Regions from separate parts of the Mus musculus genome. Here region 2 is linked to region 1. The links are chromatin contacts, found by POLR2A ChIA-PET in ENCODE. All regions are on one chromosome and are shown on one strand. The core of a region is the stretch at or near the end of the contact, and the rest is flanking DNA. Distances in the headings are between cores, read along the strand shown.

The links. ChIA-PET counts read pairs that join two places held with the same protein, here RNA polymerase II (POLR2A).
Region 2: POLR2A ChIA-PET joins it to region 1 with 13 read pairs in embryonic stem cell. The contact joins the promoter of Dexi here to the promoter of Tvp23a in region 1. POLR2A ChIA-PET finds 5 or more read pairs at or near these places in 3 of 5 experiments (Patski and embryonic stem cell).

Annotation. Positions count from the first base shown.
Region 1 is chr16:10,445,973-10,450,787 of GRCm38, forward strand. Tvp23a (trans-golgi network vesicle protein 23A) reads right to left here and starts at 1,390. Exons shown (of 7, transcript NM_001013778.2): 1 at 958-1,390. The coding sequence starts at 1,073.
Region 2 is chr16:10,539,656-10,544,666 of GRCm38, forward strand. It overlaps Dexi (dexamethasone-induced transcript), which reads right to left and starts at 3,399. Exons shown (of 2, transcript NM_021428.4): 1 at 2,617-3,399. The coding sequence starts at 3,035. The coding sequence ends at 2,748.

The DNA.
Region 1 (4,815 bases), core at 140-2,639:
GGCAAGTACTCTACCAACTGAGCTACACGCCCAGACCTCACATTGTAAAGGTGCAAATTACCCTAGGTTGCTGAGTAGGGTTGCGGTATTGTCACAAATGCCCTTATTATTGAGAGGTACAGGAGCGCATGTGCACGTGCACACCACCATGCCTCGTTGATGCTGTGGTTAGGATGGAACCCAGAGGTCTGTTCGTGCTAAGCAGATACTCCACCAACTGAACTACATGAAACTAGCATGTTTATGACAATTTGTTACAGTGACCACGTACTAATTTCATTCTTAGAGACTGTTGTATTTGGGTCGGATGATCTAATGGAAGAGGAAGACAAAATAACCGTAGCGGAAAGGTAGCACTTTTGACTAGCATACACAAGGCCCTCTGTTCCATTCCCAGTACCAGAAAACATAAAGAGAAAGCACTAGGTACCAGGCCTCTAAGTATGCTAGGGACGAGTGGGATGGACAAGTGGGCGTGGCTGAGCTGTGATTGTTTCTTGAAGGCTCAGGGGTTTGCACTTTCGCAGCTACCCTGCTGCAGACTGACTCCTCTCCTACACTGCCATATCTGACCTTCCAACAAGGATGCAGAACCTTTGCACTTCCTGTTCCTTTAGCCCAAATTCTCTTCCTCCAGAGCCTCCTGTGGCTGCCGGCTTCTCAGCATCCAGTCTCAGCTTAAAAGTCACTGCCTCAAAGACCCCTTCCCCCGCCCCGCCCCTTTGTGCTAGAGCATGAGAACAACCCTTGGAACCTTCTCTTACCTCACCGTGCTAGTTTCTTTCTAACCCTCTTAACATTTTTGCCTAATAAATCAGCTGCCCCGCCCCCAAGCTCTAGGCTCCAAGGGGGCAGGGTCTGTACAACTCATGCACACAGCAGTTGTTCCGTGTATTTCGAATGAATGAGTTGGCGAATGAATGAATTTGCAGCTTGGGACCAAATAAGTCAACATACCTGATCTTGGCCTTTCTAAAGGCCAGCTCCTCTTCATTACCGAAGTCCAGGGACACATCCTCAGTATCATCCCCTAGGCCCTGGGGAACAGCAGGAGCAGATAGATGGCAGGCCATCCCAGAGCTCACAGGAGGCCTTCGGGCGTGAGCGCCCTCTCTCCCTGGATATGTCTCTGTGCTCCTCCCAGCATTATTCCCTTAGTTCCCTAGGCTTTCCCCACCCTCCTTACTGCTCGGGGGCTTAGCCTTCAAGGCCAGTGCATCTACCTCCCAATGCAGCATCTCTGCAGCCCTACCTGCTTCATCCCCCTGGGTACCACTTGACACTATAGCACAGGTTCCAGCTCTGCCCTTCACCGCCCAAAGTTTAGGATGCCCAGCAGGGAGCCCGCCTGTGGGATGCTCCCAGCCTTAGCTCAGCTCTAGTGATCGATGGGGGGAGGGGCTCTGTGCAGTGCGCAGTCGCGGACTGGGGCGGAGCCAGAGAGGATACCCAAGGATGCTGGGATACACTGAGAGCCGAGTTCAACACGGAGGGTGCAGGACGTGAATGTAAGTTAGTATCCAGAAGCTGAGCGCTCAGGTTGGAAGCAGAGTTTGCTGGCTCTATAAAAAGCAAACTCTTCTGCGCCAGGCATAGTAGTGCAAGCCTGTGACTCTTGGAAATCTGAAGCAGAAGATTGCCCGGCTGCATAGAAACAAACAAATAAATAAACAAACAGCTGTGATCAGGATCTAGTTGCGTGGCTTGGGAACAGCAGTATTGACATAGAAATGGGCACACAGAGAAGAGTAGTTGTAGCCATGTGAAGGCCTTGCTGGCCTTCTCCTGGCCCAGAACAGAGTCGCAGAATCTCTTCTATGGCCTACCCCTGCCATTTCCCAATTCCCACCCCACTATCTACACAATCTCCCTTAGCCCCCATATCCCTCCCTGCCATCCTGGGACAGAGCTGAGTGACAGGAAGCCAAAGCTGCTAGTCTTGCTTCATGGTTCCCCTTTCTCCCTCCCCCACAACCAGGTGTTAGCCTGACTCCTGGTGACCCCCTCAGGGATACCGAGCCACAAGCTCCAGGGCAGTTCCTTCCTGCCCTGGCTAGAGCGCAGTAAGGGGCTGGTTCACCTTTAATCCTATAGCTGTGCCAGAGCTGCCAGCTGCACACACCACTCTTTAGGACACAGAGATGCTGTCTGGGGGGAAGGGAAAGGGGACTCCTTCTATGACAGAAGACCATCTCAGGGGCCAAGCCTTTTGAAGTGTTTTTCAAACTCTGACTGACATGGCAATGTTGGCCTGTAATCACAGTACTTAGGAAGGCTGAAGCAGGAGGATCACAAATTTCAGGCTAGCCTAAAATACAAAACAAGTTCAAGACCAGCCTGGGCAAATTAGCAAGATCCTATCTCAAAAAGTTTATTTTAAAAATGAGGTAGAAGGGGGATGGGGTGGGGTGGGCATATGCACAAGCAAGTGATTTTAGTGAGTGCTAGAGTGTTTGTCTTGCATACAAGAGACTCTTGATTCAATCCCCAGTGACACACACACCCCACACAAACATGTCTGTGTGTTTGTATGTATATGTATATGTATATGTATATGTATATGTATATGTATATGTATATGTATATGTATATGTATATATTTCCAAACCAACATCAGTTCTAGTAGCTTCTAAGCCCTCTGCTGCTCAACTAATAAGATGATCCACTAAAATCAGCACAGCAGATTGCCAAAGCTCCCAGGGTCAGACCCAGGGCCTTCTCTTCGGCTTCCCACCTGGCAGAGTAGAGGAAGGGCCTGGGGTTCTGCTGGAATGGAGGCTGGCTCCATTACCTGGGCAGCAGAAAGCTCAGTTCAAGGCCTCAATTATCCCTGGGGCATCAGGATTTAATACCACCAAGGCAGGCTTTCTGGAGAGTGTTGTGGGCTCTTCCCAACCCATTGCTGGTTCCAGGCCCAGATATGACACCGAGGAACCACAGCCACCAGGCGTGTCCTGGTTCTCAGTGGAGGCCAGGTGGAGGTGAGCGGCCATTGTAGTGCATTTAGGGGCTTTTCCTCTGACTCGAAAGACTAGCAGCTTCTGGTGTCTGTTGAGTTGGGGCAAGGGGCTGGGAAAACCCCCTAGGAAGCCCCATCCGGGCTAACTGACATTCTCAGAATGGGAAACCTCACGACTGACCACTAAATCTACCACGAAGGTCACCGTATGATCGTGAGGTTACCCTGTTCTCCACCTCCCCTGGGCTGTCCACACAGGGCAAAGGACAGGAGGACAAAGGACAAGAACTGTGCAGGGAGTTTTATCGTTGCTCTGAAGCCGGCTCCAGCCACACTGTAGGTGGGGTTTCAGGTCTGAAACCAGGGTAGCATCTGGCAGCAGCAATAAGCTAGGTTCAGCTGCCTGTCCCCATACACCCACAGACAAGATGGTTGAGAGCGAAAAGCAGAAGAGATTTAATCAACACAGTGGGGAGAAGCAGGAGAAGGGGCCCAGTGACCCTGAGTTCATCTTCAGGGTGCGGATACAAGTGTTAGGTTCGGTAGAGGAAGACCTAAGTCAGGAGCCAGAGGTATCCCGAGTGAGCAGTCCTGGCTGAGCTGTGGTCCTGTCCCTCACTGTTCAGCTTGTGCCACTGGGTCTGAGACACTGTTAATCTCTTAACAGGGAGACTAACCCGGTCATTCCAGGTGAAGCCTCAGCATCGTGGACTGACTTCACCTGCAGTTGGTGGGCCTGGGAAGTCTGCCGTTCTGGAGTCCCGGTGACGGCAAACTTAGCATACTGTCTTATTTATCTTCAGTCTTGAGGGGAATGAAAGGAGACAGATGGGCCTTTATAATTTCCATGTCTGGGCAGAATGAGACAGGAGTCTGAGGCAAACACAAGGAGACAAGCAAAATGAAGGAAGAGATGCCAGGGTTTCCTCTGCCCTTAGCGAGGAGCTGCCTGTGACTAAGTCACCTGTTGCTAGGTAGGTTTGAGGAGTCTATTCCAGGCCTTTGGAGACTCAAGGGAGGCATTTGGGAAATTATTTTTCATAAGGGAAATACTAGGCGTATTTGGGATATAGGGAATACTTAGAGCAGAGACTAAACACTAACCTTTTCTTCCATGTTCTCTGCTCCTCCACCTACATGGGGGCAGGGATCAGAACCTCCAGGCTCGGTCTTATCTCTAGTCCTGTAGCTGAGTCTTGGACCCCCAACAGTCCCTGAAGGGTCTCCAGGCTTGTGCAGCCATTGGGCTCTGGAGACTCTTGAAGCTCAATGTCTGGTTGTCAACAGGCCTGGATGGGACACTTGTGCAGGAGACACCATCTGTCTGGCCTCAGTGCCTGCATCTATAAAATGGGTCCACAATTCCCCTATCCAGGAACGCAAGGACTAAACACAGTGCCTATAAAGAGCCCTTCTCAGTGTAGAGGTTTAGCAAACTATTCCCTGGTGACGGTGATTTGATGGCCTTAAGAGAGGCACTGGGATGTGAGGAACCCCTGTGAGCCCACAGCACAGTGACGTGAGTCTATGTCTCACCTTCCATACTGTGTCTGTGTCCACAGCAGAAGCAGTAAGCGATACATTTTAAAGGAGTGAATTTAAGAAATGTAAGTTAGTGCCGGGTGTGGTGGCACACGCCTTTAATCCCAGCACTCAGGAGGCAGAGGCAGGCGGATTTCTGAGTTCGAGACCAGCTTGGTCTACAGAGTGAGTTCCAGGACAGCCAGGGCTACACAGAGAAACCCTGTCTTAGAAAAACCACTAAAAAAAAAAAAAAAAAAAAAAAGAAAGAAAGGAAGGAAGAAAGAAAGAAAGAAAGAAAGAAAGAAAGAAAGAAAGAGAGAGAGAGAAATGTA
Region 2 (5,011 bases), core at 2,149-4,648, 96 kb after region 1:
AAACATGACTGGGAGCAAGCATGCCTGGCCCAGGGCTCCTGTGTTTGGAAAGGGTCAAGAGGCAAGGTTGGTCACTTCATTCTAGGTTTGTATCAGTCATCCCTCCTGCATCCTCTGGGACTTGCCTTTCTGGCCCTGGGACCAAAGTCTTCTATCTTGGATGGGGGGACAGGTAGTGTGGTGTGTGGGCTTCATCAGTCTCCATCCCTTACCTTCCCTACCCCCCAAGGTCAGCCAAGAGTGTCCCAAAGGAACGCTTCTTGGTGTTTCTGCTCACACAGCAGTTGTTGTACAGCATGTCAAAGCATTTGGGCTCTGGTTTTGAGCTTAGAATATGCCAATGTTTTCAGTTGGAAGCAGGAATGTTTCTGCTGATATGGTAAGAAGATAAAATAAGACATTTTCACCAAGTTATACTGCCTGAGAGTCTACTTGGCTCAAAGACAGAAATGTAACATGGGATCACAGGGGCCGAACCTAGACGCTGTGAGAAGAAGGAGGGACAGTGCTTGTTGTATGACTACGTGAGAACATTCAGAAGGCTTAGAAGCAGGACTGGTCTGTGGTCTCTACACAGGTTCTGAATGGGTCCCAGGGATTCTATCTCTGTTAGGTGTTCCCAGTGTGGCCTTGTCCAGTCACCTGTCACCTCTGGCTAGACAACTAACAACATCCTCACTGGCCTCCCTCCTCCTACCCTTTTATTTAGCCCATTCTGTTCACGGCTGCCAGTCATCTGACAGAACATGAGCTGGACTGTGTCATGCCCTGCCTGGGACCATCACTGGATGCTAACTGCTTTTGGCTATGTCATCTATGGTCCGCCACTGACCTCTTTTCCAAGTCCTATCTCCAGCCTCCCTTCGGCTGCTGAATGAGCCATGCCTTTCCCAGCCCGAGGTATGGGTACTGACAAATCCCTCAACCCAGACTGCTTTGCTCCAGAGGTATCTGTCTGGCTCCTTCTATCAATTCTGGCCTCAGCTCATATCTGCCATCCCTTCAGAGAGACCTTCTCCCACTCTCTAGTTAGAGCAGCCTGTGCCTATTCTCCTCTCATGGTCATTTCGTACAGACCATCTGCCAGAGGCCGGTTGCTGGACAAACAGTAGCGAACGCATCAATACAGCCTCTAAACTTCCCATTCCTCACTAGGTTTCTAGGTACCCACGTGTGTTCCTCCTGGAAGGCCTGCATGCCAGGTTCCATCTGCCTTTGCTCACCGAGAACTCAACAAATAGGTATCTGTTCAATGAAAGAGTGGATGTCGGGCTGGCAGGAACGTGAAGAGCTGGTGCATGCCCTGCCTCGAACTTGGCACCTGTGTGGATACCACTAGACTTACTAAAGACTCCTTCAAAGATATCACGCCTTGTTCCCAAGAATTTCCCTCTTACCATGCATTATTTCCACAACAGACAGACGATGTGTCCCCAATTCCACTGTTGAAAGCCTGTTCCTGCAGTGATGGTGTTAGGGGTGATTAGGTCACAAGGGTGGAGCCCTCTAGTGGGATTAGTGCCCTTTAGAAAACTATGAGGATGAAATGCTTGTTGTTTGAGCCATGGTTTTCTGGCACAGTACCCCAATCTAAGACACCCACTTATGGCAATGTTGGCAATCAGGTAACACGGGAGAGGAGGCGTGAATGCTTCCTTGGGGTGACATCAGTATCTGTTATCTAAAAGGAGCCCCCACCCACCAGCTCCACGTGCCTCCTCATTGCCACTTGGGCTCTATGACCTGCCAAACCCCAGCATTCCCCAGCTATAGGGCTAGGCCCGCCCCGTGACACCTCAACGGACCCAACAGCTTGCCTGGCACAAACGTTCTCTCATACAGGCCAGCTGTTCCCTTTCCCTTGTTGGGAGACTTCAGCCAGTCTTGGATTCACTTTATCTTTTCTAACATATAACAAAACTTCTTGGCAGAAGCCCAAAGGCACGTCTTCAGTACGACCACCCCGTGGTTCCTTCTGCTGACCCTAGGGTGCTGAGAGGCCTTGCAAATACTGCAGACAAAGCCAGCACCAGCTCAGAACTGCCTACCTGTCCCAGAGCGGCAGCCTAAGAAACTGACAGCCTCTGCGGTTCTGAGCTGCAGTACCAACAACCCAGGATCTCTGAAACCTGACTCCAAATACAGCAGCAGAAACACTGCCAAAAGGAAGTGCGGCAGTGTTGTTTGCTGAAGGTTTCCATTCTCCCAGGCTTGGCCTGAAGCCCCTCAGTTTAACTGGTCCCTCAAGAGGCCGCAGAACAAAAGTGACCAGTGCCTCTTTTGACACCAGTCTATGCTTTCAGGACAAGTAAGCATCCCCCCAAACCCCAAGGTCACCAACAAGACAGGCTAAGACTTGGGGGAGGAGCTGACAGCTCCACCTCAAAAGGTTTTGGGTACAAAGCTTTTACCCAAGCCATGGGGTAAACTGCATGATTACTCCAAATGTTCATTTCTTTGGGGGAAATCTCTTCAAACACTACTATTCCTAGCATCTGAGTTAGATCCAGAGGAGGTGGCCAGAGAAATCAGAGGCTTAGAGGAAGGAGGTTAGTCTGCCCTGAGGACACTACCTTCTCTCTCCCCGAAATACACCCCCATCTCAAGGGCACTTACGGGCCTCTTCCTGGGGTCCCATCCCTGTCCAGATGGTGCCCCCAACCAGTGGCAGCGGCATGGTACGGGCGGCTGGTCCAGGCCAAGAGTTGCGGATGGTGGAAGGCAAGTGGGGAACAGTAATCACGACATTATTCCAAATATCCATCGAAGACGTCAAGCTCTGAGTCGGCATCGTAAAGGCCAGAGCCAGGGTCTGAAAGTACGCCGAGGTCCACCAGCGCCTGGTCCAAGTCCTCGGGCAGGAAGACGAGGCCCACATTGAGAACGATGTATTCCATAAGGAAGGCGTAGTAAAGGATCAGCACATTGACGAAGAACAGGCCCACGTAGAACATAGAGGGCAGCAGCGGTGGCTGCACGTAGGAGACCAGGGGGCCCAGAGCGTCCAGGTGGGCTGCGACCCGGGCGCCGGGCATGCAGGGGCCGGCGATGGGGGCGGCGGCCGGGCGATCCCAGCGACCTCAGCCGCTGCGGCGCCCGGGCGGCCGGCGAGGGGGCAGCTCAGCCATCCAGGGGGCGCCCCGGGGCTCGGTGGCGGCAGCGCTGGGCCCCGGGCGGCCTCCGAAGACGCTCCTTGACACCCCGAGATGCTCAGGGCCGGGTCACGGAGCCCCGGGATCGGGCCACACGGGCCGCTCGCCCCTCAGGGCCACCCCCCTAGAAGTGGCCAGCGACTCGCTTTGTACGCTGCGCTCGCGCGCCCCCGCCGCAGCTCAGAGTTGAGGCCGCTGCTGTCTCCCCGAGGCGTTCCTCAGGCACCTTCGGCGCCCCCGCAGGCTCACTGCCCATCGCTGCAGCCGCCAAGTCGCTCTGGGCTTCCCAGCACCGCCTACCCAGAGGCTCTTCATTCATTGGCCAGTCGCATGCTCGCCCGTATTTATTGGCTAGCTCAGTGCTCCACGTTTATTGGCTTGAGCTGTCCGGGGGCGGGTACTCATTTGCTCCGCCCCATGGGAGGTGCTCCAGTCTCTAAGTTGCTCTTCTGCAGTTGGCACTCCTTAGACTGCATCTCGAACTTAGGTATGGAGCGTCACCTTTTTGGAACTTAGTTTACCCCCTTTAAAATGATGCCGGGTGGAAAAGGAATGCCGGTAATTCCACTGAAAATCTTAGATATCCCCAAAGCGCTTTTGTTGTTTTCTTTTTCACGGTATAGTAAGAAAAAAAAATCAATTACTGAGTGCCTTTGACAGAGGCATTATAGGGTTCCATGACACCCGGATGGAAAGTACCACAAGCAGGTCAAATCTTCTGCCAATAAGGCTGCTTATTGTTTCTATTATTTTGCAGTCCATGTTTAAAACCAACCAACCAACCAACCAATAATGCTAAGTATATATCTGCTCAGATTCTTCGGTTTACAGACCACCTTTGTGCTTCGTCAGGAGGATGAGTTTGCGAGGGATCAAAACCAAGGTCTGTGTGTGCAAGATATAGACGAGATGTAGCTCTACATCTGTTTTTGAAAACAACAACAACAACAACAACAACAACAACAACAACAAAACCCAAACCCTGAAAACCCAGGGTCTCACCATGAAGCCTCTGGGTGCCCTGAAATTGGCTATAGACCAGGCTGTCCCAGAACATGTAGAGTTCCACTGCCTCTGTCTCCTGAGTTCTGGGATTAAGGTCTATCCTCAATTCTTACAAAGGCCTTTAATCTAAGTCACACTTAGGTTTATAGGAGCTGGACAAGGCAATGTAGTATATTCCCTTTTCACAGATGAGGAAAACAAATTCCAGAGAAATGGATTCTCGAAGCTGCTGAGTCTCTGTCATTTCCTTTGGAGGTCAGACATGTTCTTGTTCTTTCATGACTTTTACATGGGAAACCATTAGCCTGATGCCAGTCTACATCTCTCTAATTCTTGGAAGCAATGCAAACCATTCACTCTATCAATATTCATCTAAAAACGTGCTATGTGCAAATCTTGTCCTGGGCCCTGGAGAGAACATTGGTCCCTGACTCAACTCTTTTCCTAGGACAGTCAATGGGCTGTCACAGGGGTTAAATAGCTATGAGATGTAGAAATGAATAAATGAGAGGGTGTGGGGCACAAAATCTTGCTTCCCACCGAGGTTCCCACTTCCAGTCTGGGAAGGAAGTCCAGGTGTATGTAACCTTTCATGGAGATCTTGGAGTTCTCTTTCTTTCTTACTGAATTAGTTGGGAAATGGCATGAGTTTTCAATAATGACCAGAGGAAACCTCTGAAAGTTCATCGTGGTTAGCTTTACAATGCTGCTCACATCTTTACAAAATGTTTTAAGACTAATGTGCAAAAGAAAAAGGTTGTAAGGACAAACCAGAATGTTACTGATTGGTTTTGTCAACAGAAGCAAATAAGGGTACCTGGGCTTGAATCCTGCGTCTGTCACACATAAAGTGC